2 separate regions of the Mus musculus genome follow, and region 2 is linked to region 1. The links are chromatin contacts, found by Hi-C or POLR2A ChIA-PET in ENCODE. All regions are on one chromosome and are shown on one strand. Each heading gives the region's core, a stretch centred on a gene start or an enhancer-like site at or near the end of the contact. The rest is flanking DNA. Distances are from core to core; before and after follow the strand shown. Region 1 holds the start of Adgre5 (adhesion G protein-coupled receptor E5). Region 2 has its middle 5.6 kb from the start of Mir181c.

Region 1 (6,426 bases), core at 1,914-4,413:
CAACCTTTGTCTGACTGGATTTCCCTCAAGCCAATGGAGAGGCTTTGGATGAAACACTCCCTCAACACTGGAGTGTTCTGAGGTGGGGCACCCCAGCCAGGCAGTTGTCCCCTCAAGTCAGAATTCTTTCTTCCTCCTCTTGGGCCACTGAGCTGGAATTCTCCCACACCCATCAGAACTCAGTTCCTCTTTGTGGGACAGACCACAAAATGACCTTCCCTTCACCCTGAGCCCTGGGGCAATGCACAGTTCCTAACATCCAGTACCAGTATGTGTGTCTGTATGTGAACAGCAGAGGTGCCTTCTACCTTGAACCTCGGCTCATCAAGCAGGCTTGGCTAGCTAGCCAGCAAGCCCCAGGGACAGACACTATGATCGCAAGTGTGTGTCACCGCATCCAGCTTCCTTCACACAAATCATTAACCGACAGAGGCCTCCCTCCAGCCCTCAAGTCACTTTTGAAAAAATAATATTGATTTATTTTTAGGTGTATGGATGTTCTGCCTGCATGCATATTGCCCGGGGCATAGATAGGTAAGAAGAGGACACTGAATGTCCTGGAACTGGAGTCACAGATGGTTGTGAGCCACTGTGTGGTTCCTGAGAATCGATTTCTGTCCTCTGAAAGAACAGCAAGTGCTCTTAACCACTGAGCCATCTCTCCAGCCCCTTAGGTAATTTCTTTAAGACTTGGAACCACAGCCGTGCATGTTGATGCACACTTTCAGAGCCAGCACTGGTAAAGCACTGTGGGAGAACTCCGCTGGAAGCCAGCCTGGTCTACCTAGGGAGCCAAGGCTATGTAGGAAGACCCTATTTTAACAAGACAGAAGTAGGGGGATTAGTACACATTCAAAACCAGTTACGGCTACAGAGCTGCTACAGCGAGCGCCAAAGCCTGTCTCAAAACTAAAACCAAAGCAGACTCAAAATGAAGCCAGACCCTTTTGCGCAAATCTGTAATCTCAGCACTCAGAGGTAGAGGCAGGAGGACCAGAAGTTTAAGGTCATTTTAGCCACTTTGAAAGCTTGTTTACAAAAACAAAGCAAAAAACAAAAAACCAAACAAACAGACTCAGAGTAACATCAGCCATCAGGAAGATCAGGAGGTAGGGGCGGGGCTATGTCCAATCTACACAAAGAGAAGCTAGGGCTTGGAGCTTGGAAAAAAGATGAGTGATCAAACCAGGCCAGAGAAAGGACAGTAGACTCAAGTAATAGTTACCCAAGTCAGGGGGGTTCCTTGTCCCCTGGGCTGGGCTGGGCTCTACCCCACCATGCTAAAGGCATCAGCCAGACCGCCTACATCTGGAGACTTGGAAATTAATCAAACGGGAGCAGAGCCGTTCCCTTCTGCTCCCAGACACATCTGGTTCAACTTCCCAAGCTCAGACTGGAGCCAAGGGACTCCTGCTTAGAGAATCCAGAAGTGGGGGTAGGGCAGCCTTTGTGCTTCCTGCAGTATTTCATTGTGTAGTTCCGGCTGGCCTGGAACTTACTATGTAGACCAGGTTGGCCTCCAACTCCCAGGATCATGGAAGCCTCCTGCCTCCGCCTCTCTAATACTGGGATTCAAAACCTGAGAATCCAACTAGCGAGGCTGCTTGGTTGGTTTTGAAGACAAGGTATCATGTGGTCTCAAACTCAGTATACAGCAGAGAATGACCTTGAACTTTTGACCCTCCTGCCTCTACTCGCTAGGTACTCTGATAGCAGACACAGACACCACACCCACATGTTCAGTTAATTCAAACTGTAAACCAGAAAGTTTGTACACAAACTCTTGGCCCTTGAAACAATATGGTAAAATACAGCTGGTCTTGTTCCATTTTACAGAGGAGGAAAGTGCAGCCCAAAGTCACTGTGACCCAGCTTAGTGACAGCCAGGCAGGCCCCTGCAGCTGTTTGCCACCAACTGTGACACCCTGGGACTCTATTTCCTGGTTCTAGGTCCATGGCTACTGAGCTGCCTGCCACCTGTCACTAGCACTCAGGCCAGTCATTGTGGTTAGGGTGACCCCAGTTTGTGCCCCAAGTTCCATATCTTGGGGTAACTCCAGCTGGTGCCCCGTTCCATTTTTTCACTGTTTGTTGTCAAGTTACTTAGGTGACTTAGCCATCAAACAACGGTTGAGGCACCCAGGGTGGGGCGGGAAAGTCATGATGAAAGCCAAGTTCAAACCACAGCCTGGTAAGTTCCTTTCAGCCAGCAGCTCCGTCCCAGACAAGTCCCAAGGAGATTCTCTGCCTGTTCCTGGCACGGAGACAGCAGGGGACAGACTGGGGCAGGGGGAGTTCCCACCCTCGAAGAAATGGGCACCCTCACGTGGGTTTCTCTTCACATTGAGAGCGTCTGTTTGGGCAACAGTTTGCAAAGTGTACTTTAACCTACAGTTCTTTTTAGCTTTTTTTTTTTTTAAACTGTATGTGTTTTGCCTGCATGTATGTTTGTGCACTGCATGTATTATTGTACACTGCATGTATGTCTGTGCACTGCATGTCTGTTGCCCGTGGATGCAGAAGACAGTGTGAATCCCCAGGAACTGGAGTTACAGACACTTGTGAGCCACCATATAGGTGCTGGGACCCAGCCAGGTCCTCTCTTAATGCTCTTGACCTCGGCACCACCCCAGCCTCTAGCCTGCATTTCTTTTTCTTTTGTTCTTTTGAGACAGGGTCTTGCTGTGTAGCACAAGCTGACCTGAAATTGGTGACCCTGCTGCCTCAGCCTCCCTAATGCCCTGTGACACCATGCCTGCTTTGTTACCCTCTTTAACTGCCCCCGTGCCTCAGTTTCTCCCTCTTAGTCTCCAAACTGGCAACACTCAAGCCCATTAGGATCTGACACCCCCTGGAGAGCCCTCTGGGGCGCACAGGTGCGCCGGCTTCGACTGTCCCTGCCCCTCCTGGCCACGTCCCGCGAGTTCCCTCCCGGCTCCGCGCAACCCCGAGGTCTCACCAAGCAGGCCGGGGCATCTGACGCCCCTCATGGTGGCGCGGCACGGAACGGACAGCGTCTGGGGTTGATAGAGGGCTGTGGCGGCCGGCTGGGCTGGGCTTTTATGCAGCGGGCGTGAGCAGGGCCCTCCCCGGAACTGTCCTCCCCGCTGGAAAGTAACAGGAAAGTGCCGGGGAAACAGACCCAGGGCGCGCCGCGCGCCCGCGTCTGGAACAAACGCAACATTCCTCCCCCCCCCCCCCCGCGCGCGGCTCCGACACCCGCCCCCGCGGGGAGCTGGGTGGTGTGGTTCAGGCGTCCTGGGACGGGGACCAGGCACATCGGACAGAGCTGGGTGGAGCTCCCACCCGAACGATGTCCTGGGCGACCCTCGCCTTTCCCATCAGCAGGACTTGTCGGCTTCTTTTCCAAGAGAGAAACTGAAGTTCAGAGAAGCCAGGGGCCAAATAAGAACCAGAAGAGGACTGAGGGTCCTGCCGGGCTGACTGTCCAGGAACGAGAGACATCAAGGTTTGGAGATGCGGCTCAGTGTGCGCAGTGCTTGCTTAACCTGCCCGAGGCCCTGTCTAGCCTCAAAGCCACATAAGCCGGCAGAGGACCGCTAGCCTGTAATCCCAGCACTAATCAGGAGTTCAACTCATCCTCCGTTTTGTCGCTTTTGAAGCCTGCCCGCGCTACAAAAGACCTTGCCCAAAAAGACAAGGGGTCATGGCATGGCTGCGTTGGCCTATACTAATACCGTTCTCTGGAAAGCAGAGGCTAAACCGGAGGCCGTTTTTGGCCACTTAAGAGTTGCAGGCCAGCCAGGCCTACGAAGCATGAGTCTATCGCAAAAATAAAAAATAATAAAGTGGGGGAGGGAAGTGCTACCAAGATGGTTCAGCGGGTAAAGGCACTTGCCCCAAAACCTAACGACCTGATTTCTGATACCCAGGACCTCCATGATGGAAGGAGAGAGCCAACTCCTGGAAGTTGTCCTCTGACCTTCACGGGCACACGGTGCCACACACAAACCCAAACACTAAATAAACAAGTCAATAAATAAAACGTAATAAGGGGCCGGGCAGTGGTGGCGCATGCCTGTAATCCCAGCACTTGAGAGGCAGAGGCAGGCGGATTACTGAGTTCGAGGCCAGCCTGGTCTAGAGAGTGAGTTCCAGGACAGCCAGGACTGCACAGAGAAACCCTGTCTCAAAAAGCCAAAACAAATAAACAAACAAAAAACGTAATAAGGACTTAAAATAGAGGAAGAGAGAGCTTTGACCACGGGACATGGCTTACCACGGCAGGGCTTTTTGGTTACACGCACTGACCTTGCCACAGTCTATAGAGAGTCATGTGATGTACACTGGCTTCCTGTTTGAGTTACTTGTGTAACTATGGTTTCTTTTCATGTGTGTGTGTTGGGGGCGGGAAGAATGCCAAACCCAAGGCTTTGTGTATGCTGGACAAGCACTCTACCAAGGGAACTACATTCTCAGACACATCTAGTGATTTTTCAAAATATTGATTTTCTTTTTCTTTTTTTCTCTGAAACACGGTCTGGTCTCAAACAGCCCAGGCTGTCTTTCAACTCTATGTAGCCTAGGATGGCACTGAACTCCTGACTTCCTGTCTCCAAAGCCTAAGCCTGCTGGGATCACAGGCATAAACTACCAGGGGTGTCAGGCCTTCCTTTTACCTTAGTAAATTCTGGGTTCAAGTTGGGCCATGGTGGCGCACACCTTTCGTCCCAGCACTTGAGAGGCAGAGGCAGGTGGATCTCTGTGATTTGGAGGCTAGCCTGGTCTACAGAGTGAATCAGGGCAGCCAGGGCTGTTACACTGAGAAACTCTGTCTCAAAAACAAAACAACAAAGAATAAAAATAAAAATAAACTCCAAGTTCTGAGAGATGACTGTAGCGAACTATGATGGCGCACAACCTGTAATGGCAGAGCTCACGAGGTTGAGGCAAGAGGGTTGCTGGGAGTCTGTGGCTCTCCTGATCCACAGTGTGAGAGAAAAGATAAAAGGAAGTTGCAGACCATGTGTGCTACTGGGGCTGGAGAGATGGATCACTGGTAGATGAGAACACTGGCTGCTCTTCGGAAACAGGGTTAGATTCCCAGAATTCTGTAACTCCAGTCCCAGGGGAGCCGATGCTATCTTCTGGTCTCCCCAGGCACCGCATACACTTGGTACACAGATAAAACAAGCAGGCAAAACTGATAAAGGACAAACTGAAAATTAATAACAAAAATAAAGACACAGTATTCCTGTCAAATGAACACATAGAAAAAACAACTTTTTTTTTTTTTTTCCGAGACAGGGTTTCTCTGTGTAGCCCTGGCTGTCCTGGAACTCACTCTGTAGACCAGGCTGGCTTCGAACTCAGAAATCCGCCTGTCTCTGCCTCCCAAGTGCTGGGATTAAAGACGTGCACCACCACTGCCCTACTAAGAAGAAACATTTTGTAAAAATAAAATAAATATTTTATTTGGAAAAAAGTCAGTTTCTTACATAGCTTTTAAATTTTAAATAACTTTAAATCTTTATTTTTACCGTGTTAATTATAATGGTATTATAATTCAATTCATTGACTGTCACATGTATGTATCTTTCTTTCTCTATTTAGAAGGGTTAAAAAATATTGACAATTGCATCCTGGTGTATCTCCCTTCCTGGCCTTACACTAAACCATTTCTTCCCATTTTCTTTTTTTTTTTTTTAAGATTTATTTATTTATTATATGTAAGTACACTGTAGCTGTCTTCAGACACACCAGAAGAGGGAGTCAGATCTCATTACAGATGGTTGTGAGCCACCATATGGTTGCTGGGATTTGAACTCTGGACCTTCGGAAGAGCAGTCAGGTGCTCTTACCCACTGAGCCATCTCACCAGCCCCCTTCTTCCCATTTTCAAGTCAATGAAAAGGCCAGGAAGCTTCAGGTTTGTGGGATGAAGACCAGGGCCAAGAATTCTAAGCATGACCTAAGTTTCTCTTTAAACCTTGGTGTGTGGATTAAAAAAAGAAAGAAAGAAAATGTGTGATACATAGTAATTCATAGGTGAAAAGTGACCAGCGGCCACATTAGGAATGAGTTGCTGATAGATGACTGTGCCTTACTTAGTTCAAGGTTTAATCCCTTGGGGTTTGCGCAAGAGCCAGCAGAGAGGAGGTTGGGAGGGGAATGGCCATTCCTAGTCTTAAGTGGAATTTGGACCTTTTTTTTTTCCTCCAAAAAATGGTATAACCTCAGGGCTCAATGTCCCCACAGACGCCCTGGCAGGCAGAGCCTCCCTGGGACTTGATTCGTCCTGTCTGTTGAATGAAGATTAAACCAAGCATGGCAGCTCATGTCTGTTATCCCAGCACTAGGAAGGTAGAGCCAGGGGCATTATGAGTTCAAGACAAGAGACTAGTTCACAAGGTGTGATGGCTGTCCTTGTTGTCACCTTGACTACCTCTGAAATAAATGAAAAGC
Region 2 (5,880 bases), core at 712-3,211, 440 kb after region 1:
CTCCTCTGAACTTCTTTAACAAGGAGCAGAGCGGTCCTGGGTATGCATCACGGTGGGCTGTCTGCACAAACTCATTTGTCTGCTATATACACCTGTTAATGGATTGGAGTAGAGGTCTGCTCTAGACTACTCTGCTGCTAAAGGGAGCTCAGGGGGAGGGGAGGGGACTCTGGGGGGGGTGTACCATAGTTGGTGGCACCACTAGTGTATTAGTGTATATATGCCAATCCTATGGGCTTGTTTATGTGTGATGTCAACACTGTAGGTGGATGGGTGTGTCAAGCTCATTGTGTCCAATTGTGGTCTATGTGTGCACAGATGTATGTATGGATGCGGGGTTTGTCAAGAGTAACTGGGTGACTATAATCTGTCAGCTGATAAGGATGGTGTCTTTCAGGGCCAGTCTCCCACTCAAATACCAACTCTGTTAAGGCAGGGAATTCACTGTGAGTCATAGGTGTGTCCCATAATAACTGCTCAATAAGTGTTGCTGGACACAGTGGCTGTAGAGCCTATCACCTCTGTACCTGGCAGATGCAGGCCAATCTTAAAAAAAAAAAAAAAAAAAAAAAGGCTGGGCATGGTGTTGAATGACTTTAATAATCCCAGCACTCAAGAGGCTGAGGCAGACAGATCTCTCAATTTGAGACCAGCCTGATCTATACATAAAGTTTCAGTCCAGGCAGGGCTCTACATCCCAAGACTCTGTTTCAGTAAAAACAACAAAATATTGCATTTTTGACTCTACCTCTGAGTGTCCTTTCCCTGTGGGTCTATGTCTTTATGTATGCAAGTGACCGTTACTGTCCTCAGACATCCATGCCAGTAGGTGGGTAAGCTCCATTGTTTGTTTGTTTGTTTGTTTTGACTTCGAGAACCAAACCCCAGGGCCCTGTGATCCTGCCAGATCAGCAAAGCGCTTTACCATTAAGCAACATCCATGCTCAGCTCACTTTTGATGTTGATCTTTGTCTAGGTTTGTTTGCTGTTTGAGATGGTGTTCCCCAGTATACCCCTGGTTGGCCTGGAACTCAGTATATAGACCAGGCTGTCCAGGAACTCAGAATACCTGCCTGCTTCTCCCTCCCAGATGTGAGATTAAAACTGTGCTCTATCACTTCTGGGCTCCACTGTTCTTAAAGACAGAGTCTCTAAATTGCCCAGGAAGACCTCAGGTTCACTCTGAAACTCAAGTAGGCTTTGAGCTTCCCATCCTCCTGTCTCACTCTCCCAAGGGCTAGGAGGACTGGCCTGTGCCACCAGGTCTACCTCCATAAGGAGTCATGGCTTTATGAGTGACTGTCTCTATGGGTATCTGTGTCAACATGCACACCTGTGTTCTGGTGTTTCTGTGTCAGGATAGCTGGGACCGGCTTTGAGCTCACGAGGGGTGTCCTTATTTGCACACCAAGTTACTACAGGGACCGTCCTGCACCTGTGGTTGTCAGTTATTCTAGATGTGTGAGTGACCAGGTGAGGGTGGGCACTACCAGTGTGGTGTGTCTCTACATTGTGCCCAACCTTCCACTAGTGACTGTTCCTCTGCAGGGGTATGTTCCTGGCCTTTGTGGGTGCAGTGTGTACACGAGTGTCAGTGTTGTGGTTGACTGTGTGCTTAGGAAATTAGATTATTAATGGGATAGTGTGTGTCTGTGTCGTGCGGGTGGCTTTTAGGACTTTGTCTGATGACTTGAGACTAATTTTGGTTTGGCAAGTGCGGCTGTGAGAGGTGGGGGATGGGTGGGAAGGAAATGGGGCAACCCAAGTGTGATGGGGGTACTTTCTCAGCCCCCAGTTAGCTCAAGAAGTGGCTTCTGCGGCCCCCAGCCCCAGCATGCATGCCCTCCGGGGAGAGGTCCCCTGGAAAGGCGCCCGGTCGCTTTAAAGCTAGGGCTCCTCAGCAAGAGTAATCGGGGCCATCTTTCCTTTCTGCAGCCACTTTTGGAGGGTGGGATCTAGTCGGCAAACCTTGTCCCCACGATCACCGTGCAGATGCGGTCTGTACCCCCGGAGGCAGCCTCCCGCCCCGCGCCCCGAGAACAAAGCGCCCCGGTCGGCCCGGCCCAGGCGCTCGCGACCGCGGCGGGTGCAGGCGGCGTCCCGGGCCACACGGCCGGGAACAATGGAGGCCTCGGCCGTGGCCGTGACCGGCAGGTGCGCCCCCCGCCCCGGCCCGCGCTCACCTCGTCTCCGCCGCCGCAGCGCCCTCCGCTCCGCCAGGGTCCGGGAGCCCACCCGGCCGCTCGCGCGGGAAGGGACCGAGCGGTTCGAACCCGCGGCCACGCGCCCGCGCCCCCGAGGCCCCCGCGCGGCACCGGCCGGTGGGTCCAGCTGCGGCCGTGCGCGCCCCGGGCCGCCTGCAAGCCCTCGTACTCCACGCTGCAGCTCGAGGGGGACTCGGGGCGCGGGCAGGGACCTGGGATGCATGCAGCCCTTCTGGCTCGGCGGGAGCACGCGCGCACAAAGGCACGCGGGCCACAGACAGGGAAGGTGCGAGGGGGGCCTTGGGGCGTACACCCGCCGGACGAAGGGGGTGGCGGCCACACACGTAGGGACACCTGGGAGCGGCAGACGCCTCTTTGAGGGACAGCACGGAATGTTCTTAGAACTGAATATACCTAGCCAGAGCCCAGGTTCACAGATCACACCCCACCATGTACACACAACCCAGGCATAGCCTAGGAAAACCCGAAGATTTTCGGAAAAACCTAAGATGTACAGAACACAGCTGGTGAGCCCGTCCACACTGGTAATGCTGGACTCAGGAGCCTGAAGCGGGAGTACCGCGATTCTAAGCCAGCCTGGACTAAGGAGTGAGTTTGAGACAAGCCAGAGCTATAGGTTCTGTCTCAAAACAAACAAAAAAACAAAACATGTCCACAGGGTCCAACAGACACAGTCTCCGCCACTCACAACTAATGGGTACACAAATACACACCTCAGCCTTACATGGTTACAGAGAGAAGCAGGACCACAAGGTAGGCAGGCACCTAACACTTGCTTCTTGGAAGTTGGAGCACACACACACACAGAAACACACAGACACTTTCTCACACTCACACACACATTCTCTCTCACACACACACACACATGCACATATGGTCTTGTACAAGCTCTTCCTGGGATGGGCACACACAGGGGTAAGAGGACTCCAGATCTGTCAGAGATGCATATGCAGAACCCCAAAGTGGCAGCTACCCTGAGCACCACAGGAAGAGAGCACTGCTGAGCGGCTCTGGAATCTTCACACAGACCTCCAAGTGCTCCCAAACATACCCAGTCCTGCACAGGCTCAGTTGAGAGGAAGGTCAAACCAGCCTGGGGCTGAGCCAACATTATACTGCATGTATGTTTGCCCTTCTCAAGTCCGGGGGCTGAAGACTTTAGCCCCCCTCAAACCCAGGCTGTTACCTTTGTGGGCCTGCAGCGCTGGGATTCCTGTCGGCTGCCTGCCTTCCTTTAACTCCTTACTGCATTCCTGCCTCAGTTTCTCCTTGATAGGCTTCCAGACATCCTCCTACTTAGACAAGTCTCCACTGGCCCAGGAAAATTCTCTGGGGTTCAGAGTAAGGCGTATGCGAGGAAATAAATGGGAGTGCATTGTAATTTGGGGGTTGAGGGTGCGGCTCAAGTTGGTGGAGTGCTAAGCCAGCATGCAGAAAGCCCTGGGTTCCATCCTAGCACAGCACAAAAGAAGCAAGGTGGTGCAGCACTCTGGAAATAGAGGTACGAGCATCCGATCAAGGTCAGCATTGCCTACAAAGAACTTGAGGCCAGCCTGAGCTACATGAAACTCAGTCTCAAAGAAAATAAAAAACAGGAACACCAGCTGGGTTGTGGCGCACGCCTTTAGTCCCAGCACTGGAGAGGCAGGGGGATCTCTGAGTTCTGAGGCCAGCCTGGTCTACAGAGTGAGTTCTAGAATAGCCAGAGCTTCACAGAGAAATCCTGTCCTAACAAAAACAAAACAATGAAACAAAATGCTGGGGCTATAGAGATGGCTCAGAGGTTAAGAGCACTGGCTGTTCTTCCAGAGGTCCTGAGTTCAATTCCCAGCAACCACATGGTAGCTCACAACCATCTATAATGTGATCTGGTGCCCTCTTCTGCCTTGCAGGCATAAATGCAGGCAGAACACTGTATACATAATAACTCTTTAAAATAAATAAATCAGCCGGGCGTGGTGGTGCAAGCCTTTAATCCCAGCACTCGGGAGGCAGAGGCAGGTGGATTTCTGAGTTCGAGGCCAGCCTGGTCTACAGAGAGCTCCAGGACAGCCAGGGCTATACAGAGAAACCCTGTCTCGAAAAAACCAAAAAAAAAAAAAAAAAGATTTATTTATTTTATTTTTTATTTTAAATTATTTATGTATTTATTTTTTGGTTTTTCGAGACAGGGTTTCTCTGTGTAGCCCTGGCTGTCCTGGAGCTCACTCTGTAGACCAGGCTGGCCTCGAACTCAGAAATCCACCTGCCTCTGCCTCCTGAGTGCTGGGATTAAAGGTGTGCTCCACCACGTCCGGCAAAATAAATAAATCTTAAAACAAAACAGGTAATAGTAATTGGGCCTTCATAGATGAAGTCAGCGTTGTTAATGCCTCAATGTGTCTTTTTCCTACACCCCTCCACAAAGTCAAGATTGACCTTGAATCTCTGATCTGCCTCCACTTCCCAAGTGCTGGGATTACAGGCATCGCTGCCATGCTCAGCCTGGGAGTATGGCTTTGGAATACATGGTGCCTGTTCATTCCTCGCCCATTTACTCACTCTGTATGTCTGTTTGGAGAGACAACCCTTGGACAGGTTCCTCAACTTTCTTTTGGACTCTCCCTCAGAGCTACAAAGACTGGCATGTCAGAGTCAAACCAGCAAAGTCAGTTAAGGGGATATTGTCCTATTCACAGGTGGACCACTGAGTCTCAGAGAGGCAAGCCTTTTGCCCTAGGCAATACTGTCACAGCAGCCAAGGAGTCTGTCCTTTTCGAGGTTGGGGTTTCCTGCCTGCTTAGTGTCCTGTAGGGGGCAGCAGACTCCAGCGCTCTGTTTTTGGGTCAGGATGCCCTTCAGTCAGCTTTCCCTCCCACTGCAAATAAGGACTCTGCCTCGACCTCCTGCGTAGCCTGGGAAGTGCCCCCTACCCTCCAGCGCTAAAACGATGAAAAGGCTCTTCCGAAATAACCCCACCCCATTCCTAGAAGTTAAGTCTGCTCCAGACTCACTCTAAGGCCTCTCTCCGGATGTCTGCTTTCTCTTCCTGTAGTGTATTCAGGGGACCTAGGCAGGCGCCTATGCATTCCGGAACCGGTTAATGTTCGGAGAGAGAATCTCTGACTGCTAGTCAGGGACCAGTCTACGTTCCGGTTGTCATCGCCTTAGGAGCTCAGGATAGAAAGGGAGCAGCAAGGCAAGCCCGTGTCTGGGTCACCGTCGAGAAGGCTCCCGTTCTTCCCGATAATGTCCTGCGGCATCCCAGCCTTTGGGTCTCCTTGGGGACCCAGATGTGACTGCCCTGGGCTTCGGCATCCCAGAGTCCCTGAGTCGGCAGCATTGGGCGTCGCTCACGGGTGCTCAAAAGCATGCGGCTCGCACACTTAGAAAACATCCAGGAAGTACGGGGCTGTTTTCTCTGCACCCCTGTGAGGCTCCGGCGGAGACACGTAGGGCTAGAAGGATGCTGGCCATAGAGTCTCGAGCCAGCTTCTGCCACCTGTGCTGTCTGCAGTAAAGCCAGCACCATGCTCCCAGCTGCGGAGACCAAAACCTTTAGAAAGGTGCAGCGAATTTTCAAGTTAGGTTTTCTGTTCCTGTGTATGCATCTCGAATCTTGCTTCTTTCTAGAGCTCTCACCGTGTGCCTCATACCATCTCTCTTGGACAAAGTA

What was found. Hi-C counts contacts between places; a loop is a spot of excess contacts on that map. ChIA-PET counts read pairs that join two places held with the same protein, here RNA polymerase II (POLR2A).
Region 2: a map of heart shows a loop between it and region 1 (2.2-fold over the local background). The contact joins the enhancer-like site here to the promoter of Adgre5 in region 1. A Hi-C loop is called at or near these places in 1 of 37 maps with a recorded cell type or tissue (heart). POLR2A ChIA-PET finds 5 or more read pairs at or near these places in 1 of 5 experiments (Patski).

The regions. Positions count from the first base shown.
Region 1 is chr8:83,738,148-83,744,573 of GRCm38, forward strand. Adgre5 (adhesion G protein-coupled receptor E5) reads right to left here and starts at 3,164. Exons shown (of 20, transcript NM_011925.2): 1 at 2,960-3,164. The coding sequence starts at 2,990. Gm46046 (predicted gene, 46046) reads left to right here and starts at 3,139. Exons shown (of 2, transcript NR_168527.1): 1 at 3,139-3,469.
Region 2 is chr8:84,181,615-84,187,494 of GRCm38, forward strand. No RefSeq gene overlaps it. Among named protein-coding and RNA genes, the nearest start is that of Mir181c, 5.6 kb to the left of the region's middle. Within about 2 kb of position 1,962, at least 1 of the 3 ENCODE cell types and tissues checked has a DNase peak (open chromatin) inside an H3K27ac peak, as active enhancers do; it is heart, where a contact is called at or near this core.